2 separate regions of the Homo sapiens genome follow, and region 2 is linked to region 1. Evidence: chromatin loops called from intact Hi-C (ENCODE). Cell type or tissue: heart left ventricle. All regions are shown on one strand. Region 1 overlaps TRANK1 (tetratricopeptide repeat and ankyrin repeat containing 1). Region 2 has its middle 220 kb from the start of MIR128-2.

The links. Peaks named below come from ENCODE experiments on the same cell type or tissue, not always from the same donor. Only the 100,000 strongest peaks of a DNase experiment are listed, where the experiment ranks them.
Region 2: it touches region 1 in a loop (9-fold over the local background); 21 of 110 quality-filtered maps call a loop at or near these places.

What each region holds. Positions count from the first base shown.
Region 1 is chr3:36,866,690-36,871,689 of GRCh38, forward strand. All of the region lies in intron 9 of TRANK1 (tetratricopeptide repeat and ankyrin repeat containing 1), which reads right to left. Among named protein-coding and RNA genes, the nearest start is that of LINC02033, 47 kb to the left of the region's middle. RefSeq lists an enhancer at 2,413-2,472. In heart left ventricle, a CTCF peak has its summit at 2,354 (motif pointing left); no DNase peak of the experiment used is centred here.
Region 2 is chr3:35,964,076-35,969,075 of GRCh38, forward strand. No RefSeq gene overlaps it. Among named protein-coding and RNA genes, the nearest start is that of MIR128-2, 220 kb to the left of the region's middle. In heart left ventricle, a CTCF peak has its summit at 2,033; no DNase peak of the experiment used is centred here.

The sequences.
Region 1 (5,000 bases):
TAAAAAGAAGCAAGAGCAAAACAGCCGCTATAAGTCCAAAGACACTCCCTTGAAAACAAGCCTTGGGTGCTGACTTTTCAAACTGCACACACACCAATGTCAGGGGGTACTCAGAAATGGTGAAAGGGATCCAGGGGAATCCAGACAGAGCTCTCCAACATCTGCCACCCCTTCTGACACACATCTAAATCACACTTCAATAAATCAAGCCAGAACACCAGAAACATACACACATCCACTTCCGGGGCAAACACTCATTGCCCACTCTAATCAAGAGACGTTCAGGTGCCAGGCAGAAGGAAGATCCACTATAGCATCATCCTCCAGAGAACAGAAAATGATAATCATTTGGCAAAGAAAGACCCACATCACCCTGGCTGGAAGCTCACTGAGACTGAAATTATGTGTAGTAAAGCAATATCTGGCTAGCATCCCTGGACTTTCCCCTCCCATCTTCATCCTAAAATACCTATGAAGACAAACAAAAAAGGATGAAAACTCACAGTACAAAAAAAAAAATAGGACCTTTGGTAAAAGAGAAACTTCCTTCACTATCAAGCTGATGGAAACTTGCTGCTTGTCTGCCTGATAGAATCTTTGCAAAAACATCATTCTTCCCCCAGGAAAGTAAGTTTAGTAAAAAACTCACATGAAAATGAACAGAAACATACTAAGCTCAACAAAAGACACAATTAGATGCAGCTGCATAATAAATACATGATTACATGGTTCAGACTTGTTAAGAAGGCAGTTATAGATGAGCGAAAGATTCAAACATCAGGAAAGAAATCAGAGAATGATACAGATGGAAAGTTGCTAAATACTGACAAATGGTATCCCTTGGCAGGAGGGCTGTGGGTGACTTGTTTACTTCACTGATCTTTTCTGATTTTGTTTCTAAATTTCCTATAAGCTTAAAGAGTCAAAAGAAACATCAGGAAACAAAGTTGCTTATGCATTATAATCAAGAGTTTTTTAAAAGATGACTACGTAAGTACTGAACAACAAAAGACTGAATAAAAATGTGCTAACATGCAATTACAATAAATTTGCTTTTATATAAAACTATACTTTTACAAATTTTCAACAATGATCACATTTAGCAAATATAGCAGGTCCTCAAATAACATTCCTTTCAACAGAATTTCATTATAACATCGATGAGAAAACAAATTTGGTCCCCACCGGGGACACTGTGTGGAGTTTGCACGTTCTTCCCATCTTTGCATGGATTTTCTCTAAGTACTCAGGTTTCCTCCCACACCCCAAAGATGTGTACGATAGGTGAACTCACATGTCTCAGTTGTCCCAGTCTGAGTGAGTGCGGATGTGTGTGAGTGAGCCCTGCAATTGAATGGAATCCTGTGGAGGGCTGGCTCCCACTTGGCTCCCTAAGCTGCCGGAATAAACTGGCCACCTTCAACACTGAACTGGAATAACTCGGTAAATAATTATCTTACTTGTTTTTATTAACCTTTCTTAAATGTATATATAGCTCACATTTATTTCCATGTTTAATATTAGATCTTTATTTAGAAGTCTGGTGATGTTTTTGTGACCAAAACTATGCCTTAGGAACTTAACTCTTGTTTGTTATCAATTAACCTACCGTAAAACTGGTTTTGTTATACATCATTTTGCTTAAAGTCAGTTTCCAAGAACCTGTTAATAATGTTAAGTGATGACTTACTGTGTATATACACAGATTTGAAATTAAAAATTAAAAAGCTCTTCTGAAGTTGCAACCATAGTCAGAAGTAATAGAAAATAGAAATAAATTATTTCAAAAGGAGATTTCATTTTTGTCCAAAATCTTTTTATAAGGTTTAAAAAGCAAAAGTGTTAGGTTTTATTACATACATTTTTATCAATTTAAATTTACATTCTCATCACATTTTATAAAAGAAAATATAAATATATAACTAAAAATGCATGGAATAAGACTAAATGACCAAATCACAAACACATTAATTTTTTTCTGGCAGGTACAATTACAGATAATTAATAGTTTCTTTTCTACATTTCATAAATTTTCTAAGTATATAAAAAGATTGGTTTTATAAAAAGGAAGAAGTATGACAGACATCCTTTAAGTCAATACCCTATGCCTGCATATACTGAAAACAGGCACTGTCCTGGTGCTGAGCACAGCAGAAAGCAGCTGGCTCCCCACTGGAGGACCAGAAAGATAAGGATTCAGAGGCCTGATGTAAGCTGACTCGAAAAGGCCAAGAACTAGTAAATCAGAGAGAAGATCACAAACAACTGTGAGAAAAACAAAGGCTCCAATCTTGCGCTTCTTGGTCCCAAGGAAAGAGCTGAGCAGCAACATCAGGTAGAGAAAGTGGACATGCTGCCATCTGGTGGTGGCTATGAAAACTGGATAAAGACCATTCTGTAATCTTGACTATTTAGGACTAAAGCCTTGCTCCTCAAAGTGGTCCCTGGCTTGCCCTGGCAGCTAGTGAGAAATACAGAATCTCAGGTCCTGCCCTGAACCTGCTGAATCAAAACATGCATTTTAGCAGGCTCCCAAATAATTCATGTACATGTTAAGATGGAGAAACACTGGTTTAGAGAACAGCAGAAATCTTTAGCAAGACCCTTTATTTCTCACCTAGATGCCAAAAGCAGCCCCATCCTAAGAGATAAGGACCACTGTTATCAGCAAAATGGGGTACAGCAAACTTGAGGAAGAGTCAAGGGAGAAAGTATCTTTCATCATGGTCTGTAAATTGGAATGTTCATTCATCTGGATGTAAAACAACTCAAATCCTAATGTTATTGTGCTCAGGACCATAGATGCAAAAAACAAATGTTAGGCACAGATACAGCTCCCTAGCGGCAGCTCTTCCTAAAGACAATGCTTCCATCTGTCCCTTTAATGGATTAGGATGGGGAAGGATTAAGGTCCATAAAAACAAAGTAGATCCTCCTTCATTCCCATGGCCCTGGGCCTCCTCCTTTGATTCTCCCAGTCTCTTCAACTACTTTCTGGATAGAAACACCTTCTGGGAGCTAAAGTCTAAAGCTACATTATCCCATACATGGCCACTAACTTACATAAAATTACAGTTAATTAAATAAAATGAAATTTCTGGTTCTTCAGATGCATGAGCCACACACATTTCAACTGCTCAACAGTCACATGTGACGAGTGGCTATCATATCAGACAGAATAGGTGTAGGACATTTCCATCATCTAGGAAAATTATACTTCATGGACCTAGTCTAGAAAGATCCCCCAGCCCCACCTTAGGTTTTAAACTTTGTGCCATCAGTAAAATCTTAGAAACAAAATGTATGCATGTAACTCTATACAACTCTCTGGATGTATAAAGGAACAGTGATATTCAATATATAATTTCATTCAAAGATCATCACCTATAGAGTTCACATAGGCTTTATTTAGGCTTTTCCACAAGTTCTACTGCTGCGCCAGGAGTGGTGGCTCACGCCTATAATCACAGCACTTTAGGAGGCTGAAGGGAGTGGATCACCTGAGGTCAGGATTTGAAGACCAGTCTGACCAACAGAGTGAAACCCCATCTCTACAAAAAATACAAAATTAGCCGGGCATGGTGATGCATGCCTGTAATCCCAGCTACGTGGGAGGCTGAGGCAGGAGAATCGCTTGGACCCGGGAGATGGAGGTTGCAGTGAGCAGAGATTCTGCCATTGCACTCCAGCCTCGGCAACAAGGGCAAAACTCTGTTTCAAAAAAAAAAAAAAGAGAGAGAGAGAGAGAGAGTTCCACTGCCTAGAATACTTTGGGAAATATACAACTCCACCTTGCCAGCCCTTCCTGATTAACTTCTCCTCTTTACAGATTTTTTTTTACTAGTTCCTTTCACTCATGTTTCTCTATAGTCTTTCAATATTCCTCTAGCATGGCAAGAAAATCTTTGTGACCAGTGGCCTGGAAAACTTTACAGAAATCAAACGTCCAACAAGTTTACCATTGAGTACGGAAGGCTTTAGGCTTGACTGCATCCACTACCATCACAGGCTACCTGGTAAGCCAAATGGCAAGCTTGGAACGATGCACAGTCCTCTCATGCATGCTTTTCTGCCAAGCAAGTACAGGTGAATTCTAATGAGTGAAAAGGGGACACACTGAGATTCTACTGAGTCTCTTCTCTTGGTTCCAAACCCAGGTCACATTTAACTGGTGAAGGAAAGAGAAGAGAAGCGAGAGCAAGAACCTTGCCTCAGAAGACAAGGCATTTTTAGGATTAACAGATATTCAAGGATTGTATTATACAAGGAAACTAAAAAAAAAAAAAAAAAAAAAAAAACCTAAAACCTTAAAAACTAAACCAACATGAATGACTTAGGCCAAAGACTTTAACACTAAATAGAACATGCACAGTATTCTAAGAACTGAGATTAAAATTAATAAAATATAAAATTTGCAGGCTGAGTGCAGTGGCTCACATCTGTAATCCCAGCACTTTGGGAGGCGAAGGTGGGCGATCACCTGAGGTCAGCAGATCAAGACCAGCCTGGCCAACACGCTGAAACCCCGTCCCTACTAATAATACAAAAATTAGCTGGGTGTGGTGGTGCACGCCTGTAATCCCAGCTACTCAGGAGGCTGAGGCAGGAGAAACGCTTGAACCGGGGAGGCGGAGGTTGCAGTGAGCCAAGATCGTGCCACTGCACTCCAGCCTGGGTGACAAGAGTGAAACCCCGTCTCTTAAAAATATATATATCAAACAAGTCAGCCATTCTCTACCACTAACCAGTGGTTCTTCTTTTGCCATTATTTTAAAGCCTGAAAATTCACTGACCTGTTTGGCTACTTGGAGTTTCTCAAATCATGGAAACCATTCTGAAACTGAGATGATATGCACAAGCTCTCAAAAAGCATTCCACAATGACCTACTCATTATACAACCTCACGAAGAAATTAGTATTCCTAAAAACATGAGGTCATTTAAAAACTAAACATCATATGTCAAAGCTTTAAAAGAACACCCATGAAAAGGAAAAAAATA
Region 2 (5,000 bases), 900 kb before region 1:
CTCCAGTTATGAGTAATACTATTCTTAATGAAACTTAATATAGAAAAAATAAAAAGTATTTATAATCTCACTACCTTACATGTCTGTAAACCACATAGATTTCATAGAATTTATGCCATAAAATACAGCGTTATACATAATGGTTGGTTTTTGTCTTTTTTTTCTGCTTGCCATGGTCCTTGTCACATTATTACCTACTCATGGAAAAACTAGTATTTAATGACATCCCTTGATTATTACCTTGTAAGTTCCTTGGAAGATGATATCAGAATTGGTCTCAACCCTATATCAAATATCTATATTTATTTTTCGAAACTTTTTCTTCAAAATGCACTATAACAATAAAAAAAAAAAGCAGAGATAATGCTAGCTTCTCCTAACACTTTCCTGTAGAGAAATTTGTGGATCAACTAAGAATGAGCCCTCACTGATTACATGGCAAAATGTATCCATGTGGATACAAACCTGTCTTTGTGGCTAATGATGACAATTTTAAAAATAATTATAATTTGGATATCTGTATTTTCTCTGTTTACTATTTCATACCAATTGCCTTCTGGATATAAAATATTTAATCATACACTCAATCATAATTAAGCATTTCAGGATATTGGGTATGATTATATACAGTAATAAAGGGGTGATGTTAATATGATAGTTTTTCGTGCTGCCTCAGTTATCTGGAAATTATGACAGCCAAGTCACATTAGCATGTTATTGCTCTCTGAGGTTAATAGCATGCTATTTAATGTGAAAAACCAATAAGATAAGCTGGGCCTCTTTTTCCTAAGGTTAAAATGACAAAGGGCATGGACTTCTATGTAAATTTTTTTTATATAGAATCTAATTAACTGTATTGATTAAAAATATAGTTATATTTTGAAATAGGTAAATATACACACACACACACACACACACAGATAGTATTTTCTGCTCCTTTAAGCTTCTATTGTAGTAAAAGGCAGAACATTGAGAGAGAATAAAGCCAGGCTAGAATCAACCCTAACCCTAACCCTAATATGTGTGCGTGCGTGTGTGTGTGTGCGCGTGTGTGTGTATTTATCTATCTATCTCATAAATATAATAGGCAATGTGTTTCTAAGTTTCAATATGTTACTGGGGGATGACACAATAATAATGCATTCAGATATGAAAGGAAAGGATTTAATCCTTCCTTACAAAGGGAATAATCTGGAATTCATAGAGGCTGTTCAAACAGTCAGTGTCAGTTGGTTTAGTTGCTCTAAATTACAAAGCCTCCTAGTATAATTGTACATATAAAGTTGGTTGGTTTTACTGAGCCTTTTCCTTGGTTTCCAATAAAAACAAAGAATATCAAGCAAACAAAAACTAACAATGGGTTGTTGCCAAAAAAGTTGTTCTTAACACTGAACAAAAAAAGAAAAATGTAATTTTGTATAATAGCATCTCTTCTGCTAAATCATTATCTCACATTTATTAGATCCTTAGCATTTTTATCTTATAATAAACACTTTCCCTTTCATTTTCCTATCCTTTAAGCTCCTTTTGTAGTAAAAGGCAGAACGCTGAGGGAGAATAAGGGTAGAATCAATAGAATAAGTTTTACAGTGTCAAATAGACCAAACTTGGTTCAATTTATAAGACAGGGTAGATGTTTCATTGCCAACTTGAACTAGATCTACACTGAGGCCCATTTATTTCACAGAGCTGATAGAAAGTTTTCTTGTTGCTGTTCCTAAGGCACAAAATTGATTTCTCTAAATGAAAGTGTAAAATTATTTCAATAAAATTGCTGGCACCCTTTTTTCTTTACTGTAAGCTCAACATGTAAAACCATATTTAATTCAGCATTTCCCTCTCTCAGTTGTCAGTACTCCCACAATAGAAATGGCATTCATTTTTAGGCACAGTGAGTGAACAAAAGAATCGAGAATCTACATTGCAAAAAAGCTATGAACTGGCTTACTTTTTCTGATTACTCTGGTGTGCATAGCAATCCCGTGCTGGTGGAAACTGTTTTGAGAACATACCCACATAGAACAGGAGATGGAGCTCTTGACTAACATGAATTCAAGTTGCCTACCATCTTTTTAGATTAACATCATTTACTTTATCCTACACAATTCAGAGACTCCCAGAAATCAAGGCTAAGTAATTTCCCCTGATTATCAGTTATTTGTGTTAGGAAGTATTCAATTTGGGGAATTAAAGTCCTTCCAGACTCAGGGTCATTACTTTAAAACAATGAGAACTTGAAGCAGAAGCTCTGAGTCCCAGAATTGTGAGATTCAAGGAAATCACTGCACTGGGACAATGCTCCACAAAGAATGTGTGTGTGTGTGTGTGTGTGTGTGTGTGTACCTATGACAAAGGTAAGCCTTGGCTCTCTTTGACACTAATAATTGATCTTAACAGTCTCATGTAAAGTATCTGCAAATGCAGATTTAAGACCCTTCTTTTAGCCAATTGTTCCATCCAAAGTCCTTTTATATAAATAGTGGAACTGCTTCTGGGGTCTGTTGATTGACTGACTTTTGAAGATGGCCACACATGGCTTCTGTTTCTTTTCTGAATATGATCTTTTCTTCTCAATATTCCCATTTTGTTTTCCAGCTTTATTCTAGGTACATTTTCTTTCATTGTTTTTCTCTTTATATTCTATTCTAATGGTATGAAATAATTTTGGAAGTAAAAACCCCTCACAGTTCAAAAGAAGGAAGTGAAAGGGCAGAGTTTTAGGCATTATTCTTTGTGGCAAAATACTAAAGAGACAATTATTTCTTAGACTTGTGAATAATTGTATTTGCTGGACTTTTCTTCCTGTATTTGGCCCATTAGGAATTTTCTAAATTACTCATCCATGTGTTGAAGTATAACCCTCTTTAGAAAAAGCTTCTGTGACACCTTAACTGAAACCACTACAGTTCAAGGTGAATATATGAGAGGTCCCCATTGGACAAAACACTCTGCATAAAGCGCCTTGGAAATGGCTCTTATTAGCTCATCCTCTTTGTTTCATTCCTAGTGAAGTCACTCACTGAAGAGGGAGTCAGCAAAATGCTAGTTAAGTAATAAACAAGGGTGAGAAAGACAGGTTAGACCCCCACTCACAGCATCTCATCTCAGCTTTTGCAAACTTGAGTGAACTTCATATAGAAATTACCTGTGTTTCTAAGCCAGGCAACTATGGACAGCGCTCACACTTACCACTAGGTTTCTGAGCCCATGAAGCAGTCTTCTCTTTGCAGCCTCTAAAAAACAGTGCTTCCTTCAATTTAAGTTTTGGGTTAGGAGAGGATCCAAAAGGGTTTTCTTTGCGTCCTCCTGAAACAGTAACACTAGAGGTAAAAAATGGCTTGATATTTATTTATAATCACTAAAAGGCAATAAGGTAAGGCTATTATCTTCAATGAAGATGTATTCCATGCAACCCACTGTGCCAGATATATTGGCATATATTTTCAGAAGAATACCTAGGAGATTGTGTTATCCTATAAATTGTATAATAAAAAATCCTGTGGCTAAAACCTTGCTGTGGAGCAGAGGTGACACATATGCAGACATGATACAATGTCTGTGCAAAGTGTGACAAGTCACAGAGCATCAGTGGCAAGGAGGGAGTGCAGCAATGGTTGGTGTCAGCAATGGTCAGGAAGGACTTCTGAAAAAGGGAAGTTTAACCTGAATTTTGAAGGATGGATAGGATACCCTTGGACTGACAGGACAGGAAGGAGAAACTGAAGACAGAGAAGAATAGGGTCATGCTGCTGGCAGATGAAAGCACAGGGGCATGGAAGAAAGTTATGAGGAGTCCTGTTTTTGCAGAGTGTGAAAGACTGAAGTTGGGGGCATAGAGAAGTATGCTTTTGAAGTGCTTGCTTGTGCTACCTGTTGCTCACTCTTAATCACATAAGTGATAGGGGCATGGTAAATGGTTTGCAGACTTACTCCGAAATTTCTCTTACTATGTGGAAAGGAAAGAGGATACTGTTGTCTCAGTGCCTCTTAAGTCTCCAAGATTCCTAGTGTGGTGAGGATAACATTTGAATTGGAGTTTTTAAGAACTTGAGGCTGTTAGGCATATATTTTTAGAAAAATGTTTCACATGTTTTCTAATTGTAGTGAATTTGTTATGTAAAGAAGTTCTACGTTGTTAGATACTGTGAATCATGTGACATATTTGATTTGTAACAAGCCAAAATCAGAGTTTCTTACATTGAATAACATGGTGCTTTTTTGGAAATGGATAATGCAGAGTGCTCATTATAAATGTGCACAACATATCATTTGCCTGTGAATAAGCCTATCAGTAACAATTTATATGTGATACTCTGTCAGGCCTGGTGATAAGCAAGCTCCTTTAATGGAGATATAGCCTGTGTAGTTTCAGTTGGTGGCATTTGTGGGCACTATTTGACAGGAACAAGGAAACAAGATTATTTTTGGTTGCAATTTACTTAATTTATGGGAAAGAAATATAGCAACAAGAAACTGTGAACCTAGACTTAGGAGGACTTCAATGGAGTACATTTTAGCATTATACTTTTGAATTCTATATGAGGTATTCTCTGTTTAATCTCTGGTGAAAACAATGCTTACATTGTGTGGTTAATTTAGGACTTAATAGAAAAAAATAAGTATTTTCCTGAAAACATAGCATGTTCCTTTTTTATAAGATAATCTATAATTGTCTCCTTTATATTAGCTGTAAAAATCACTTATAATTAATCACAATGTCCATATTAGCCTGGCATTTCTTATGTTTATATTCTGTTATTGCTCCTTTAGTGATCCTATTTAAATTTTAGCAATAGTACTATAAAAGAGTCTGTTATATATTAGAGATACTATTTTTCTTCTTTCTCTTTTCTTTTATAGGGAATGATATTATCATTTGCTCCTAGTGTAAGTATGATCTGAAAGTTACAATGAAACTTATATTCATTTGCTGATGAAGACTGGTCCCAGTGGTTTTCCATAATTATATAGATGTAATATTACTAAGCATCTATTGCTGG